Regions from separate parts of the Homo sapiens genome. Here region 2 is linked to region 1. Evidence: chromatin loops called from intact Hi-C (ENCODE). Cell type or tissue: PC-3. All regions are shown on one strand. Each heading gives the region's core, and the rest is flanking DNA. Links, peaks and the distances in the headings are about the cores only. Region 1 overlaps SMYD3 (SET and MYND domain containing 3). Region 2 overlaps SMYD3 (SET and MYND domain containing 3).

What was found. Hi-C counts contacts between places; a loop is a spot of excess contacts. Peaks named below come from ENCODE experiments on the same cell type or tissue, not always from the same donor. Only the 100,000 strongest peaks of a DNase experiment are listed, where the experiment ranks them.
Region 2: it touches region 1 in a loop (2.5-fold over the local background); 1 of 110 quality-filtered maps calls a loop at or near these places.

The regions. Positions count from the first base shown.
Region 1 is chr1:246,151,264-246,159,602 of GRCh38, reverse strand. The region is part of intron 5 of SMYD3 (SET and MYND domain containing 3); the gene reads left to right. Among named protein-coding and RNA genes, the nearest start is that of SMYD3-AS1, 47 kb to the right of the region's middle. RefSeq lists a cis regulatory region at 6,262-6,353. In PC-3, for the core only: no CTCF peak of the experiment used is centred there; a DNase peak (open chromatin) is centred at 3,422; H3K4me3 peaks cover 688 bases; H3K27ac peaks cover 1,638 bases.
Region 2 is chr1:246,258,239-246,266,577 of GRCh38, reverse strand. All of the region lies in intron 5 of SMYD3 (SET and MYND domain containing 3), which reads left to right. Among named protein-coding and RNA genes, the nearest start is that of SMYD3-IT1, 60 kb to the left of the region's middle. In PC-3, for the core only: a CTCF peak has its summit at 4,739; no DNase peak of the experiment used is centred there; H3K4me3 peaks cover 485 bases; H3K27ac peaks cover 1,468 bases.

The sequences.
Region 1 (8,339 bases), core at 332-8,331:
GCTTTCTTCCTGCTAACAGAGTTTCAATTTTTTTTTTTTTCGGGGCTACAAAAGGCCCATTCATGCCAGTTAAAAGCAAGAAACTTCCTTAGCTTTACTGTATCTGTGGGACAGTTTAGAGCAGATGTAAGTGAACACTTATGGGCAGGGCTTCTGGGGAAGGTACTATTTGCGGATAGGAAGGGACTGACTAGGCTGGCTAGACACACCCTGCCCTTCAGCCTTCCCCATTCTTCATCACTGGAAGGCTGAGTTACTGCTCAGTAGTAGAGCAGCCCCCGGTGAGCTACACACCAGGAGGGGCAAAGAAAAAGGTATAAGGAGCTTGGCTCCCTAATGGCATTGTGGGAATCCAGTGAGAAAAGGGACCCTTTCTGTGGGTAAATCATTTTATTTGGTATTCTGTTGAAAGCAGTGAATTTAACTCCGGCTATTACACGTGCTTTCCCCCCAGCACTTTAGAAAAACCTTTTTTAATGGTTGGCGCTCTCATTCTTCAGGACTCCATTGAATGTGACTGCCTCAAAGATGCCTTCCTTGGTCATTCCCTCTAAAGTAGCTCTTCTTCCACACGCTCGTGGTGTATTCTGTTTTATTGTCGCCACATCATGAACATTATCTGAAAATATCTTCTCATTTATTTACTTCTCGGTACTGCATATCTCACGCTGGGTAGAATTAAGCTCCATTGGAATAAGGACCTGGTGTATCTTGTTCATTGCTCTATCTGTACTGAGAACTATGCTGATGTAAAGCAGGTGCTCAGTAAATGTTTCTTAAATGCATACAAAACGTGTTATCTAGATTAAAGAGCAACTTTTTACATTTAATCAGTAGTTTGTCAAGGAGAGGAAAATTAAGGTGGAATTCATGGTGTTGGAGTGATTATATCCCTTTATATTTATATATTCTGGTTTGTCTGTATATTTATGTGTAAATATAATTCACATCAATAAATTGAGCACGTATTATGTGCTAGGAATTCTAAGCACCTTCTACCTTTTCATATTTTTCAATCAATAGTTTTATAAAAAAGAGTAAATATAAAAAGGTATGCTTTACTCTACGGGGTAGTTCTCAAAAAAACAAAGCCAATTTCCTCTTTTAATCATTGCGTATTTATTTATTTATCTGAAAGTGTTTCTTCAAAGTGAAAGTTGAAATGTGTAGTAAACTTTCAAATAGAACTGCATTTTGTCTCAGTAGAAAATTCTCCATCACATATATCTCAATGACTTTGTGTCAAAACCTACTATTTTACCTGTCAAGATGATCTTCTTCCCTTACTGTGCATTTCAGAGGATGGAAGTACATAGAATGAAATTTTAGTGTCAGATACATCAATTACAAACCAACGGAGCTGTTTCATTTTGCACCAATGATGGAGAAAGAGAGTCAGGGGAAGAATGAGTCTATTTTTACCTTAAAGTAGCAGCATTCAGGATAAGATGTCTTCACTTAGAAATCAGTCATACCCTCGACTGTGGATCAGTGCAGGCTTTAATAATTCATTCTGAAACCTGTGCTTCCCCAGCTAGTGCTCCCTGGCTCTTTACTTATTTAAAGGTCTGTTTACCTCTCAGTTTGCACCTGCAACTGTCCATTCAATCTGCTGTGCATAACCAGTGGGGAATAAGCCCATTAATTAGAATAATTTAAGCATCTCAGCTTCCTGCAATCTTCAACCTAGTGGGGTCTCACTGGCAACATACTTCTTTATGAAGCTCATCTCTCATCTGAACCACAGGTCTAGATCCTTAATGCAGTGATCAGAAGCTTGCGATTCTGTGGCACTTGAAAATTTGGAAGCCCCATAATATATGGTCTGGTTTGCAGATTCTCAACGCAGTTCCACTAGGGATTGACACACCCATGCTAGTCTCTTGTGTAATTAACCACAACAACAGATTGTAGCAGAATATAAAAGAAGGAAGCTGACCTATGGGGGGGAAAAAAGACAAAGCTTATTGTTGTGGCAAGGAGGGACTTCATTCTTTTAGGACAGGCTATCCAGGTGACCTGATAATGGATATAGAGGAATTCCAGTATTGAATTAGGCCTTTTGCATCTGACAAAGGACAGGATTAAAAGGAATAACTTGGGAGGGAATGTCTGTTGGCATCTGTTTGCTTGATGATCCACCCATGATGCCTGACCGGATGAGAGCCTGTCTTTGGGAAGCTCATGAGTTTATAAGAAACAGAATTGCTGCTGTTTCTTAAACTAGGCAGTGTTCTGGTGAAGAACGTGGGCTCTGGGACAAGAGGGCCATTTGCTGGTTGTTTTCTCTTGTCGAGTTAATTATCGCTCTGCCTCAGTGTTCTCATCTATAAACTGTGAGTAGCCAGACCTCCCTGAAGGACACTTGCTGGCAAGGCCAAAACACAAGCTACAAACAGAGGCCAAGCAGTGGAGGCAGGGGGCGCCCCGAAGGGACAGGTGACAGGCAGTGATGCCAAGGGCAGCTCTTGTCCTCGTCCCAGACTTCGCTACTCATTGGCTTTGGTGATGTAAGCGCTAAGTAAAAAGCTACTGCTGTTCCAAACAGATGTGAGGCGAAGGTTTAAGCTTTGCGGTCTGCGTATGACCTTTTCATCTTTGCCCTCGTACCTCCTAGCATCCCTTTCTTTGTGAATGGTGCCTACGTTGGATTGTTTATCCAAACCAGACACCTGAGTCATTCTAGGGTCCTTTGTGTCACCCACCTCCATGATTCAGCAAATCACTAAATACGGTTTGTTCGACCTTTTTACCTGTGATTTCCTTTTTAGTGTAGGTAATTCCTCATCAGCCTTCAAATTCAGCTCAAATATGACCTCTTAAGGGAAAGCATTCTGTGACTCTCCCTTTCGTAGTCTGATTAAGGTGCCCGTTTTCTTTGCTCCCCAAAACACCTTGTAGATATTTTAGGAAACACAGCATTTCTTGCAAATGTTAATTTAGTTTCCTCCACTAGACTCTTAAGCTCCTGTGGGCAGAGACTGAGTCCTATTTGGTTTTATATCCCTAATGGTTGGCATAGTGCCTCACAAATAACAGGCTTTTAATGTTTATTGAAGGAACCAAAGAAAGTAGGTTTCTGTGAGTTCACCTTGGATCATAACCATGATATAGAACTTATTTTTATGGGGAAAATATGTTCTTACCTTCCCAATAACTCAGAGTTATAAGCTTTAGAGTATTAGCAGATGTCATTCTAAAAGTTCCTTTCTTTAGAATCTAAATTATTTAAAAAACTTAATTTTGTGTGCAGGTAAATTGCTTGTCTCTGCCCTCATCAACATCCCAGGGGCAGGATTTAAAAAAATCTTCACGTTGTTGTTTTATTTTGTTTCACTTTTTTCTTGCCCATTTCTGATACAAAAATGGGACAAAGAGCTTTCTGATGGAAAGTTATTATTAGCTCCATTTACTAGAAATGATTCATAGGCCCAAGGAAGTCTTTTTGCATGTAGTAAACACATAGTAACCAAATTAGGTATGTGAGCCAAAGGTTAAGAGCCAAAGTCAAACTTCCAGACCTTAACATTAATTGAAAAAAAAAAATTCTGTCCTTCGAACTCTGTAGCTCAAGATAAATGTGATTCTTAGAGGTCGATATATTTTTTTTTTTTTGAAGACATAGTCTCGCTCTGTCACCCAGGCTGGAGTACAGTGGCACAATCTTGGCTCATTGCAACCTCAGCCTCTGAGATTCAAGCGATTCTCCTGCCTCAGCCTCTGAGTAGCCAGGACTACAGGTGCGTGCCACCACACTAGGCTATTTTTTTTTATTTTTTATTTTTAGTAGAGATGGGATTTTCCCATATTGGCCAGGCTGGTCTCGAACTCCTGACCTCAAGTGATCCACCTGCCTCGGCCTCCCAAAGTGCCGGGATTACAGGCACGAGCCCCTGTACCTGGCGAGATGTGTAGTTCTTGGTGCTAACTATGAGCATCTTTAGGGCATGAAGCAGATCTTCACTTCTGTATTGCCAGCATTTAGTACAATAAGTGTTTGGTGAAAGATGAACCAATAAGTGAATGATTGTATTTCCTTTTCAGCTTTCATGAGAAATTATGTGATGATCAGACTGTTTGGTTTGATAACCTTTTATTGTAAAGGTAGTTTTTGATTATTATAGAGCAGCACTGGTTGATGGGCTTGAAATTTTATATTTTTCTTTAATCAGCATATCTACAAACAATCAGTGGAGTATTCCTTTTGGGTTGCCATTTTGAAACAAGAAACGTATGGAAATAAGGGACGAACATTATCTGCTTTCTCTTGGCTGTGTCCTGAAAGAATTGGAATTTGCTGTGGAGCAAAAGCTAAAGATTAAGCAATATTTTTTTCTTTTTAAAGTAATACCAGTATAATTGCTGGAATTATTAGTAATAGTATTACTATTATTCATTATTAAATTTCTCATTTTATTTCAATCTCTCCATCAGGAATGACTTGTGTAGAGTAAGGGAGTTTGGGAGGGAAGAAAGCTAATTCATAAATTCATTTTTCTTGTTTAATATACTGTTTGTTTTGGGCCAGGCACGGTGGCTCATGCCTGTAATCCCAGCACTTTGGGAGGCCGAGGCGGGCAGATCACAAGGTCAGGAGCTCGAGACCATCCTGGCTAACACGGTGAAACCCTGTCTCTACTAAAAATACAAAAAATTAGCCAGGCGTGGTGGTAGGCGCCTGTAGTCCCAGCTTCTTATGAAGCTGAGGCAGGAGAATCACATGAACCCGGGAGGCGGAGCTTAGAGTGAGCCAAAATTGCACCAGTGCACTCCAGCCTGGGCGACAGAGTGAGACTCCATCTCAAAAAAAAAACAAAAAACAAAAAACAAAACAAAAAAAAAACATTGTTTGTTTTGATGGTAACTTCATGTATTTCATACATTGTCATTGTAACACATTAACTAAGTGTGGGGAACAATGAACAATAAACCAAGAGCTGTTTCTCTGTTGTGATACTTCTTGTTGCCAAATTTGTGGGCTTTCATAGTTCAGGAAATCTTCCTGCACAACTGCTTTGAAAATTACTAAATGTTAATTACTATTCTACTGTTTTTAAAGGAAAGCAGAAAACACTGCATCTGAAAGTCTATTAAAAGAAACTAGGAGGGCTATTGGTTTCAATTTCTAATAGCTTTATAGTGTGTCCTGGGCATCCTTCTGTGCCGTGAGCGGGGGTCAAATTCTGAAGACTTAAGCCCTGAAGCACTTTGCCGGTATAAACAGATCTCTCACTGGGGCAGATTACTTACCTGGAGCTGTATGGAGCAGGATCAGCTAGAACATTACACCTTTTATATCTTACTTTGCCAAAGGTATCATTCACTTAGTAAGAGAAATGTTAACTTTTTCCATAGTTAGTAGCGATAGAAGCAGAGCGGATGGCACAATGAAGCCATCGGAGCCTTTAAGGCCCTTATTATTTCCATTGATTCGTTCAGTGAATGTAGGCTGCGTGCAATACCACATGAGTGGATATAGCCAAAGCTATGCCAGATTGATTGATGGATTGCCTTTAGTAAACTTGCAGTGTAATGAGGCCACAGTAATGTAGAAGAGGGAGTGACTCATGTATGGGGCAGTAAGCAGAAAGGATTAAAGTCTTCTGCACTTTGCATTTAAGAGGTCATTAGAACCCACCCAAAGCAAGGGTAGATTTAGTGCCTAATGATGTCACAGTACATATTATGAGAGGTTGGAAATTTGGGGAAATGGAGATGATAGCAAGTATAAAGGGTTTTTTTTCTAGCAACCTGGCTATTAAGGGATAAATAAAGTGTTGTAGCTAGAGGTGAATGAGGTTAAAGGTGGGATTGTTTAAAATAGAAGACTTAGGCCAGGAGTGGTGGCTCACACTTGTAATCCCAGGCTTTGGGAGGCCAAGGCAGGAGGATTGCTTGAGGCTAGGAGTTTGAGACCAGCTTGGGAAACATATTGATACCCTGTCTGTATTAAAAAACAAACAAAACAAAACAAAAAAGTAATTAGCCAGGCATGGTGGCGCAGCTTCTGGGGAGGCTAAGGCAAGAGGATTTGTTGAACCCAGGAGTTCAAGGCTGTAGTGAGCTATGATCATACCACTGCACTCCAGCCTGGGTGACAGAGTGAAACCCTGAAAAGCAATCGGCCAATCAAAATATAAATAAAATATATTTCCCTCCCTCCCTCCCCCTCTCCCTCCCTCCCTCCCTCCTTCCCTATCTCCAGCAGGGTTTTAGGCTGAGGGGAAGTGATGAGTGGGAAGTAAATGAGACTGAAGATAAGGAAGTCCAGGTTATGACTGTAGGAGACAGAGAGGATGTGGAACACAGGAGAATGGATGGTCTGTGTAGGAGGACTGTTCCTCTCAAAAGTGGGGAGAGTTTAAAGGAGAAGGATAATGCTGTTTATGGGGGTTGGGTAGGAAGTTGGTAGCAGGGCTGTGGCTTCTGTTTTCTTTGTGAATTTGGAAGCAAGATCATCTGAGGGAGACGCACACACGCAGAGGCTTGGTGCTTGAGTAGACAGTTGGAAATTTGAGAGAACTTCTGCACCATGTGATACGGTTCTGGGCCCCATGCAGCTACAAGAGAAAATTGGACATCAGATATGTTGAGGAAACACTCCCCAGAATTTGTTGCATGATTTCCTCCATCAAAGCTTAGCAGCCTAGTGTTATAAAACATAAAAATTGCTAACATTTATTGAGTGCTTACTTTGTGCCAGGCACCTTACTGTGTAGTAACACAGTCCTCAAAACAGTGTGAAATAGCTCCTATCATTACCTATTTTTACCATCCCCATTTTGCAGATGTGGCTGAGAAAGGTTAAATCTGGGTGACAGGATGAGACTCTGTCTTTGAAAACAACAACAAAAATACGTAATGTTAATTCCAGGTTAATTTATTTCTATAAGGACACACTCACGTAGTGTAGCCTGATCAGCAAAATGAAATTTGCTTTCATTCAAAAGCCTTTATTGAGGAAGTATATCTAATCGAATGAAATTGTTTGTCTGCTCTTTAGAATGAAATTACATGCAATTAAATGAGAAAAATCTTCACTCAGTGCGTAAAACATAGCAAGTGTATGGAGAATATTGGTTCCCTTGCCTTCCTCTGCACTTGCTCTGAGTGAGCAGCTAGACTGAGGTGGCATTAGTTTCAAGGCACATAACTCTTGCTTTACCAACTTATAATTGCTCAGGATGAAAATAGCAACAACATGGTACTTCCATGCTCGGTCTTCACATAGCCAATGACAAGCTCCTCCAAGTCAGTTCTGAGTGTCCTTGTGGCTGATCTGTGGACTACACCCTTGTCCCCAGGATGTGTTAACAAACACTCTCTTCCCTCCACTTCTCTACATCGTCATCCCTGCTCTCCAGACGCCAGGTGTCCCAGGCTGCCTTTTCTCTCCTCTGGATGTGGGCTGCCTGCCGGGAGCCTCTCTTATTTTGTCACCCAGGCACTTTCATGTTTGTTTTCTGCTCCAGCAGCCACTGGGCTGAACCCTTCACTTCCAGGGAGCTTGTTTTGTTTCACAGACTCCAGAGGAAGTAGTTCCTCCTTGAGCTCCCAGAAACAGCGTTCTCAGTGAAGTAGTTTTTCATTTATTGTTGTTTTGGCCCCCACATCCCACAGTGCTGACCTCTGACTCAGGGGTTGGAGTTGTCCACTTGAAATTTCCTTCTTCTATTTCTCCATTTTCTTTTGACCAAGTCTGTAAGCATTTGCTTCTTCCCATTACTTTCTCCAGAAGATCTCGGCTCCTGCCACAGGAAGGTCACTGGAAAGCAGGCCTAGTAGAATGCCAGACAGGCCTACATACGCCTGAATCCTTGGGAATGCACAGCTAGGCTCTGAAAATACCTCTGTATGGTATTGAATCTACTTCTGGGGTTGAAACGGGCCTTAAAGATACTTGGGTAGTTAAAGAAAATTATTTGCTCATCTAATCAAGTGATGTTTGAATCTGTCTGCTGGTGGAGTGAGGACTGTGGAGGAAGGATCGACAAATATTTATTGAGTAGATGCTGAATGTGACACTATAGGCTAGGTCCTTTTCAAAGAGTTTTTTATTTTTTCTTTGTTCCAGTAGTCTTTCAACATAGGTTTGTTATCCTCATTTCACAGATGGGAAAACTGAAGGTCAAAGAAATTAAAGTTACTTGGTTCATTGCACTAAGTAGCAGAGCCAGGATTTTAAACACCTTGGCCATGAACCCCATACTTTTTGTACCATATCAAAAAAAAAGGGAGTTAGATTCATTATCTAACAGGAAGTCCATCTATCCTGCTTGTAGAAGGACAAAATGATATTGAAAGTAGGGGGCTGTGGGGCTATTTTTTCCCCTCAAGGA
Region 2 (8,339 bases), core at 269-8,268, 110 kb before region 1:
TTAAATAAGATTATCACTTAGGGATTTGGAATCACGTTAATAAAATTATTCAACATACTTTTACTGAGTAACTACTCTGTACCAGGTACCGTTGGAACATATAAAGATGAATAAGACTTCACTATCGGCATACCAAAACATTCTATACTCAATATATTAATACTCTAATAATAATAATGTGAACAAAATACTTTAGGAATACAGAGGAAGGAACTGTTAATTCTGTCACGCAGTTTGGACATTAGAGTTGGTCCTGGTAGGATGAATATAAAGTTGCCCGATTAAAAAAAGATGGGATGGATGGACAGGGCATGACATTCCCAATAGAGTTCTTTCCCTGTTTTTTACAAAAAAAGAAAGCCAAACTTCCTAGGAATCATAACCTTTGATACATTGTAAACAAAATGTTTAGTAGATGACTATGAAGGATGGACTCAAATGGAAGAGTGGTTAAAGGGGATTTGTGGGGTTCCCTTTTAAAATCAGGTGTTCAGCAAACAAGAACTAAAAAGATTAGTGGGATCTTGAACAAATGATTGCGAGCTCAAAATTCTAAGGAAGGAACTCAGTTGCACCTGCTTTTTTGTAATAGCAAATACAAGGACCTTCAGTGTTAAAAACATTCATGAGAGATTAGCTAACACAGAACAGAAGATTCTCAAACCCAATAGCTTGAGGAGAAAATCCATCTTCTCATTAACTGGAAGATTGTCAATATAAGGAGATGGGAGTAATTCTCAGTTACTTTCATATAATCCTACTTTAAAAAGCAAGCACTGCGGGAGTATTTTCTGTTGATCCGTTGGTTCAAAAAGATGCTCTCACAGGAGAAGGCTCATACAGGCTGGATGATGAGCTCATTATTAAGACATGTGATGGTCACTGGATCCCACAATATTTCTGACATGTTTATTCCTCTTGCTGATTTTCTGACTTTTTATTGTTGTTTTGTTTATACTGAGAGCTGCTGACATGTGAATATCCCAATAGCTATCATCCCTGAAAGATGTGCTTTTTAAGAATGAAGACTGCAGTTTTTCTGGAGTCAGCCTCTTGTCTCTTTCTCCTGGCTCACACTTCACAAAATGAGAATTTTTTCTTAAGACAAACAAACAACAACAACAAAAAAAACGAAGCAGAACTGGATATAGTGGCTCATGCCTATAATCCTAGCACTTTGAGAGGCCAAGGAGGGAGGTTTGCTTGAGGTCAGGAGTTCAAGACAAGCATGGACAAGAAAGTGAGACCCTGTCTATTACAAAAAAAAAAAATACAAAAATTAGCTGGGTATGTTGGCATACTCCCACATCCTAGCTACTTGGGAGGCTGAGGTGGGATCACTTGAGCCCAGGTGTTTGAGGTTACAGTGAGCTATGCTCACACCCTGGTACTCCAGCCTGGTCAACAGAGAAAGACCCTGTCTCGAAAAATAATAAAGATACACTGACCAGAAGCTTCAGTCTGATCCATTGTCAATAAAGAACAGTGCAAGAGCAATTAATATTTTACAAAATCAAAAAAGAAAAGCTAGCAGGATTATTTCATTAGCATGCTTCTCTTCATATGCACCTTTGATTTAAAAATCACTCTCCTGTAGTTTTTTATTTCTTCACAATTATCAGTTGGAAACTAAATTTGTTCATCTCGTAATAAGACTGATTCTGTATGCATCATAGAATTGCAAACATTAAGTAACAAAGTCCATGTAAAGTGTTTAGAACATAGCACTTAGTAAATAGTGGTTATTATTGTTGTCACTATCCCCACTGTCTTTCTTTGTAGATATTTACTTTCACCTTTTCTTCTATAGCAGAGCCACTAACAGGTAATAGAGAAGTAACTAGTTAGATCTTAGGAATTTAAGAAGCACTTCAAGATGTGGACAGAAAAGGATTTGGTTCAGATTGCATACTCTTAGGCTATGGAGATGGTACCTGCAATTCCCATAGAATGTGTATAAAGCACTGTATTGCATTAGAGGCCATGGGATTACAAAAGCTATTCTTTGTAAGACATCTTAGAATGTTGTTGATGTGTGAGAATAAAATCATATTGAAAAAATATAGAAAAGTTACCGTCTTTCATCAGTTCTAAGATGCAGGGTCTCACCATCTTGCCCAGGCTGGTCGTGAACTTCTGGGCTGAAGCCATCCTCCTACCTTGGCTTCCCAAAATGCTGGGATTATAGGTATGAGCCATTGCACCCAGCTAATTGTTTTTGTTTTAATCAATTACCATATTTTTAGCACTGCTGTGGCTTATGCTTTGTTCCTTTTTACTACTACTTGCTTTGAATGATGCTTAAAATGGACCCTTAGGAAGATGACTGTATTGAATTATTATATTCAGAACAATTGATATACTAATTTAAAAAGAATATACAGTCCCAAGTGATAGAATAAACAAGAGTTACTGCTTAGTATACAATAAATTTTGTATTCATTTGATTTCCCTCAGAAGTCTGTATTCGAAATCTGAGTTTCCTTCTATTTATATGTAGGTTACAAAGTTTTTAAAAAGGCAACAAAAAAAAAAACATTTATTTCTGCTCTTCTTAGGCAATATGGCCTTTTGGCTAGAACTCAGAAATTAAAAGCTTGATTTGTTGGTTGTGTAGGCATCTTATATCTAAGGAATTATTTTGGCTTAATTTGGGGATAAAATATTAATTACACCTAATAAGCAGAAATGTAATTATTTAAGACAGTTACTGTCTTACACATTTTTCACTTAAGATATGAAGAAGTGGTTAACGTAATTTCTTCTTCTGGGACTTAAAAGAAATGTTCAAATTAACCACTATTTAGGTTTGATCATGCCTTTGGAAGGAATTGGTATTATCCTTTGAAAATGAAAAGGCATAATTTGTTGAAGGTACATAGAATTGTACAAAAAGAAATCAGTAATTTTCCCATTTTTACTATTAAGTTATATCATAAGCAGCTATTTTGAATGACAGTATGAAAAAGTATGTTTGTGTTTTAAGGAGGCTGTTTTTGAATTAGGAAAGATAAATACGCTGGTATGAAGATCAGCTCATTCAGGAGCAGGCATTTTCCTGCATACTAAGGAGCTTTAAAGGTTAGACAGTAAAAAGAAGGTGATCATTATGTAGTCTGCTCCACCTCATGCCTACCAGAAAATTTATTTCCCAGCCTCCCTAACTTTTCTACTTCAATATACAGCTAACTGTTAATGAGCCCTAACTCTGACCTGGGTATGTGCCCAGGTCACATACATCCTGTCATTTAGTCCTCACCATAATCTCTGAGTGCACAGTAGATGCTGTTAGAATTATCTGTATTTTATAGTACAGAAACAGCCTCAGAAAAGTGAAATAACTTCCCTCAAAATAAGGTAGCTAGTAAATGGCAGAGCTAACATTCAACCTTATCCATGTCTGACTACAAAGTAATCCATCCATTACTTACCTTTTTTCATGGTAAGCTTTTGCTTTTTGGTCAACACTATGCATTGTGCCTTGAGTACATGTACCAACATTGGAAGACCATTCCCATGTGATATTTGTAATAGAATTAGGTATTCAAATCACGCATTCTTGAGACAATTAAAGAATGTAGGATTTATTTACATACAAAGTTGAGAGAATGTGCATCATGCTGTGTCAGGCTTCCTTTCCATGATTCTGTTAGTTTTCAGTGCAGGTATTTGCCACCTGACTTGGGTTTCCTAGATGTCTATAATCAATGAAATATTTTCTCTTTTGAAAAACTATTTTTAAAATACATGTTTTAACAGTGTTGAATTACAAGATGTTTTAAGATAATATAAACCTGGACCCAAATTTCTATGTAAATGTTTATTTTATAGAGACAAGTAAATTAACCAAATAATTCAGTGAATCTTCATTGAGAACCTAATATGACCTAGGTACTGTGCTAGGTGTCAGAGACCGGCTATATGGTTTAGTAGAAAGAGAAATGGTAGACGCTGTGCCAAGCATAGTGCCTGGAACAAGCAGAAAGTCCATAAGAAATATATGTTAACTGAAAGGAAGAACAAAATGGAAACTGTGTCTGTCTGAGTCACCCAAATTAGTAATGTCTGTGAGTTTATTTCCTCATCTGAAATGAAGGGTAATAAAACCTACCTCAGAAGGATTGTTGTCAAGATTAAACGAGTTAAGATATGGGAATATGTCCAGAACTGTGTTTGGTACATATTAGATGTTTAATAATTGTTAGTCATAGTGCGAAAAATAAGTAACACATTATTCCCATTCTCAAGCAATGTCAAGATTTAAAATCGGATTCTTATCCACCATATCGTTAGACTTCAGTTGCCTTGTTCTTCTATTTGCTTTATTCTGCCTGAGCTTCACTAACAATCCACAGGGCTTTTGGACTCTACAAAGAAAACACACACACAAAAATATCATACACTCTTCTATATCTACTCACATCTGCACTCAAATTTAATTCTGTTCTGTGAAAAAGAAAATCGGCACAAAGTTATTGCTTAATACTGTCAAATACTTTTTAAAATTAGTTGCCCTCTGTAACAATAGGAGAGCATGGAAGAATAAACAAGCAGCAGAATGATGTCAGAGAAACTTTGGCCACAGAAGGAGATCAGTAGGTATTGGAATTTGAACAGCTTATTTTTCACTTACTTCTATACACAATATGGATCTTACAGATTTATTGTAACTTTTTTCTCCGATTTAAGAATTGCCAGAAATAAAGCTGAGTGACAAGAAAAGGATGTGTGTACATGAGACAGAGGGCGCTGTTTATGCCCATCTGTACAGAATGTCATTCGTTTTAAATATGATTTTCCTCTTTTTCCTCACAGAAAGAGAAAATGGTATATTTCTCCTTCTATGCAACAGAGAACTGATTTTTTTTTTAAATTCTTATTACTGTTTTTTTTTGAAGTATAATAGAAACAAAGCAGTGTTTTTCTTTGTTAAGGTCAGTTCATGTTTTAGTAATGTGTCTTGAGCTTTCTGTATTTTCTGAGCTAACCATTTAAAAAATTTTGACTTCTACACCAATTATTTTATGTGTGATTGTTTAAATTCTATGGGTCTTGTTGATGACCTTCCTATATTTATTGTCATTGAAAACATTCAATATGTAAATATAATAAACGATTATATCTTTAAGAAAATAAAAGTTTTCTAAAATTAAATGTGAATTATCATTAAAGCATAAAATGCTGTGACTATAAGGTAACATTAAAAAAAAAAAACAAAGAGAGCTGGGTGCGGTGGCTCATGCTTGTAATCCCAGCACTTTGGGAGGCTGAGGAGGGTGGATCCTGAGGTCAGGAGATCGAGACCATCCTGGCTAACACGGTGAAACCCAGCTCTACTAAAAATACAAAAAATTAGCCAGGCGTGGTGGCGGGCGCCTGTAGTCCCAGCTACTTGGGAGGCTGAGGCCGGAGAATGGTGTGAACCCAGGAGGCGGAGCTTGCAGTGAGCTGAGATGGTGCCACTGCACTCCAGCCTGGGTGACAGAGTGAGACGCCGTCTCAAATAAACAACAACAACAACAACAACAACAACAAAACCCAGAAAGAGATGACTTCCAGCCAGAAGGCGAGACTCTGTGGGAAAAGCCTTCCTTCTAAGGGGAGGGTTTGGGCTGCTATTTTTCTTACTTTCCTTGAGAGCAGCTTCAGGACTGTACTTGGGTCACTCTACAAGCTGTTTCCTTTATTTTTTCTCTCTCAACAAAGATTTACCTGTCCATTTATAAAGTGCAGATTGTTTCTCTAAGATGGCAGATAAGAGGCTTGTAGCATGCCTCAGCCACTTGGAAATGGCTAGATAGTGCATGAAGATAAACTGTATGAGCTTTTTTTCAAGAAGGAAAATGGGGCTGGGCGCAGTGGCTCACGCCTGGTAATCTAGCACTTTGGGAGGCTGAGGCGGGTGGATCACGAGGTCAAGAGATCGAGACCATCCTGGCCAACATGGTGAAACCCCATCTCTACTAAAAATAGAAAAATTAGCTCTGTAGGCCCAGCTACTCAGGAGGCTGAGGCAGGAGAATCGCTTGAACTTGGGAGGCAGAGGTTGCAGTGAGCCAAGGTCGGGCCATTGCACTCCAGCCTGGTGATAGAACAAGACTCTGTCTCAAAAAAGAAACAAACAAACAAAAAACAACAACAACAACAACAACAAAAGGAAAATGGGAATCCACTGGAATCGTGAGGGACACCCAGATCCTGGTGAGCAGAACACTGGCAAACAACCTCTGCGACAGTGTCTGGTGGATAAAAAAGATCCTGGTGTAGGGAGGCCCTTTCTGCTTTACACCTAGGCAGATCTCCAGGCATTTGGAGCACCTGCTTATCTGGTTCAGCAGCCTGAGCCACGCAACTCTTCCTGTGGGACAGTGGGACCCTCTCTGCTCTAAGCCCAGGCAGGTCTGCAGGCATTTGGAGCACAAGCTTACTTGGGTCAGTAGCCCGAGCTGCTCCATCCTTCCCGTGCAGAGATCCTCATATAGGGGGACTCTCTCTGCTCCATGCCCAGACAGATCTCCAGGTATTCAGAACACCTGCTTGCCTGGTTCAGCAGTTCGAGTCACCCTACCCCTTTTATGCAGAGATCTTGGTTCAGGGGGAGCCCACTATACTACACACCTAGGCAGAGCTCTTCTGGATTTGGAGTTTAGGGCATCCCCCATTCCTGTGTAGAGAAGTTGATGCTGAAGAGGTTTCCCATTCCTGTGCAGAGAACTTGATACTGAGGAGCTCCATGCCTAGGCATACCTCTGGGTGCTTGGTAGCCACCCATTGGATTCTCTGTCAGTGCTGGTGCTTGTGCCTGTATCAGGGGACCTTTAGGTGGACCTGACCAGTCTGGCCCCATGCCCTTGGGGCTGAGCAGGGAGCTCAGACCACTATGCATTCTATGTATCAGCCCATTGTCTGAGGCAACAGAGAACTTCTGCCAGTAAACAAGGATCAAGTATCCAGCTACATTGGCTGCAACTGGCTCTTACCTATAAGCATCATCTACTGGCATGTAGATTGAACTGCACAGCCTGATACAAAACCTACCAGAAGAACTGGTAGAAACAAAACCAAAGGCAGAGCAAAGATAGAAGCAAAACAAATAGATCTTACCCAAAATAATCTGTAGTCATACCCATAGGAAGCAGGGGAAAGGGAAAGAGAAGGAAAAAAAACCCAGTAACATTATAGAGGAAGAAAAGAGAAAGAAACATCCTACCTACATGAAAATAATTACAAAAATTAGAAGTGCTAGCATCTTCAGCTGAGAAAGAATCAGCACAAGATTACTGGCACCATTAAAAATCTGAATGTAGTAACACCACCAAAGGATTGCACAAGCTTTCCAGAAATGGTTCCTAACCAAAATGGAAACTCAGATATGACAGATAAGTAATTCAAAGCATGAATTGCAAGGAAGCTCAATGAGATCCAAGACAAGACTGAAAATCAGCACAAAGAAGCTTCTAAAGCTATCCAGGGAATGAAGGAAGAGATAAATATCTTAAAAAGAAATCAACCAGTTCTGGAATTGAAAAACTCACTTAAGAAATTTAAAAATACAATTCAAAGTTTTATTAATGGTTTGGACCAAGTAGAAGAAAGAATTTCAGAACTTGAAGATCAGTCTTTTGAATTAACCCAGTCAGACAAAAAGGAAGAAAAAATAATTTAATAAAATAAACAGTCTTTGAGAAATATGGGATTATGTAAAGTGACCAAAACTACAAATTATTGGCATTACTGAGAGAGAAGGAAAAAAATAAGCAACCTGGAAAACAAATTTGAGGAATTAAAGAAAATTTCCCTAAGCTTGCTAGAGAGGTAGACATCCAGTTACAAGAAATCCTGAGAACACCTGTGAGATACTATACAAAATGAACATCACTAAGTCATATAGTCACCAAACTGTTCAAGGTCGGTGCTAAAGAAAAATATCTTAAAGGCAGCTAGAGAAAAAGGTCAGATTTTGTACAACAGGAGCCCTATCAGGCCAACAGCAGACTTATCAGCAGAAACTTTACAAGCAAAGTGAGTTGGGGGGGCTATTTTCAGCATTTTTAAAGAAAAGAAATTGCAACCAAGAGTTTCATGTCCTGTCAAATGAAGCTTCATAAATGAAGAAGAAATAAAATTTTTTTCCAGACAAGCAAGCACTAAGGGAATTTGTTACCACTAGACCAGCCTCACAAGAGTTCCTTAAAGGTGTTCTGTATTAGTGTGCTCTTGCATTGCTGTAAAGAAATACGTGAGGCCAGGCATGGTGGCTCACTCCTGTAATCCCAGCACTTTGGGAGGCCGAGGTGGGCGGATCACGAGGTCAGGAGTTTGAGACCAGCCTGACCAAC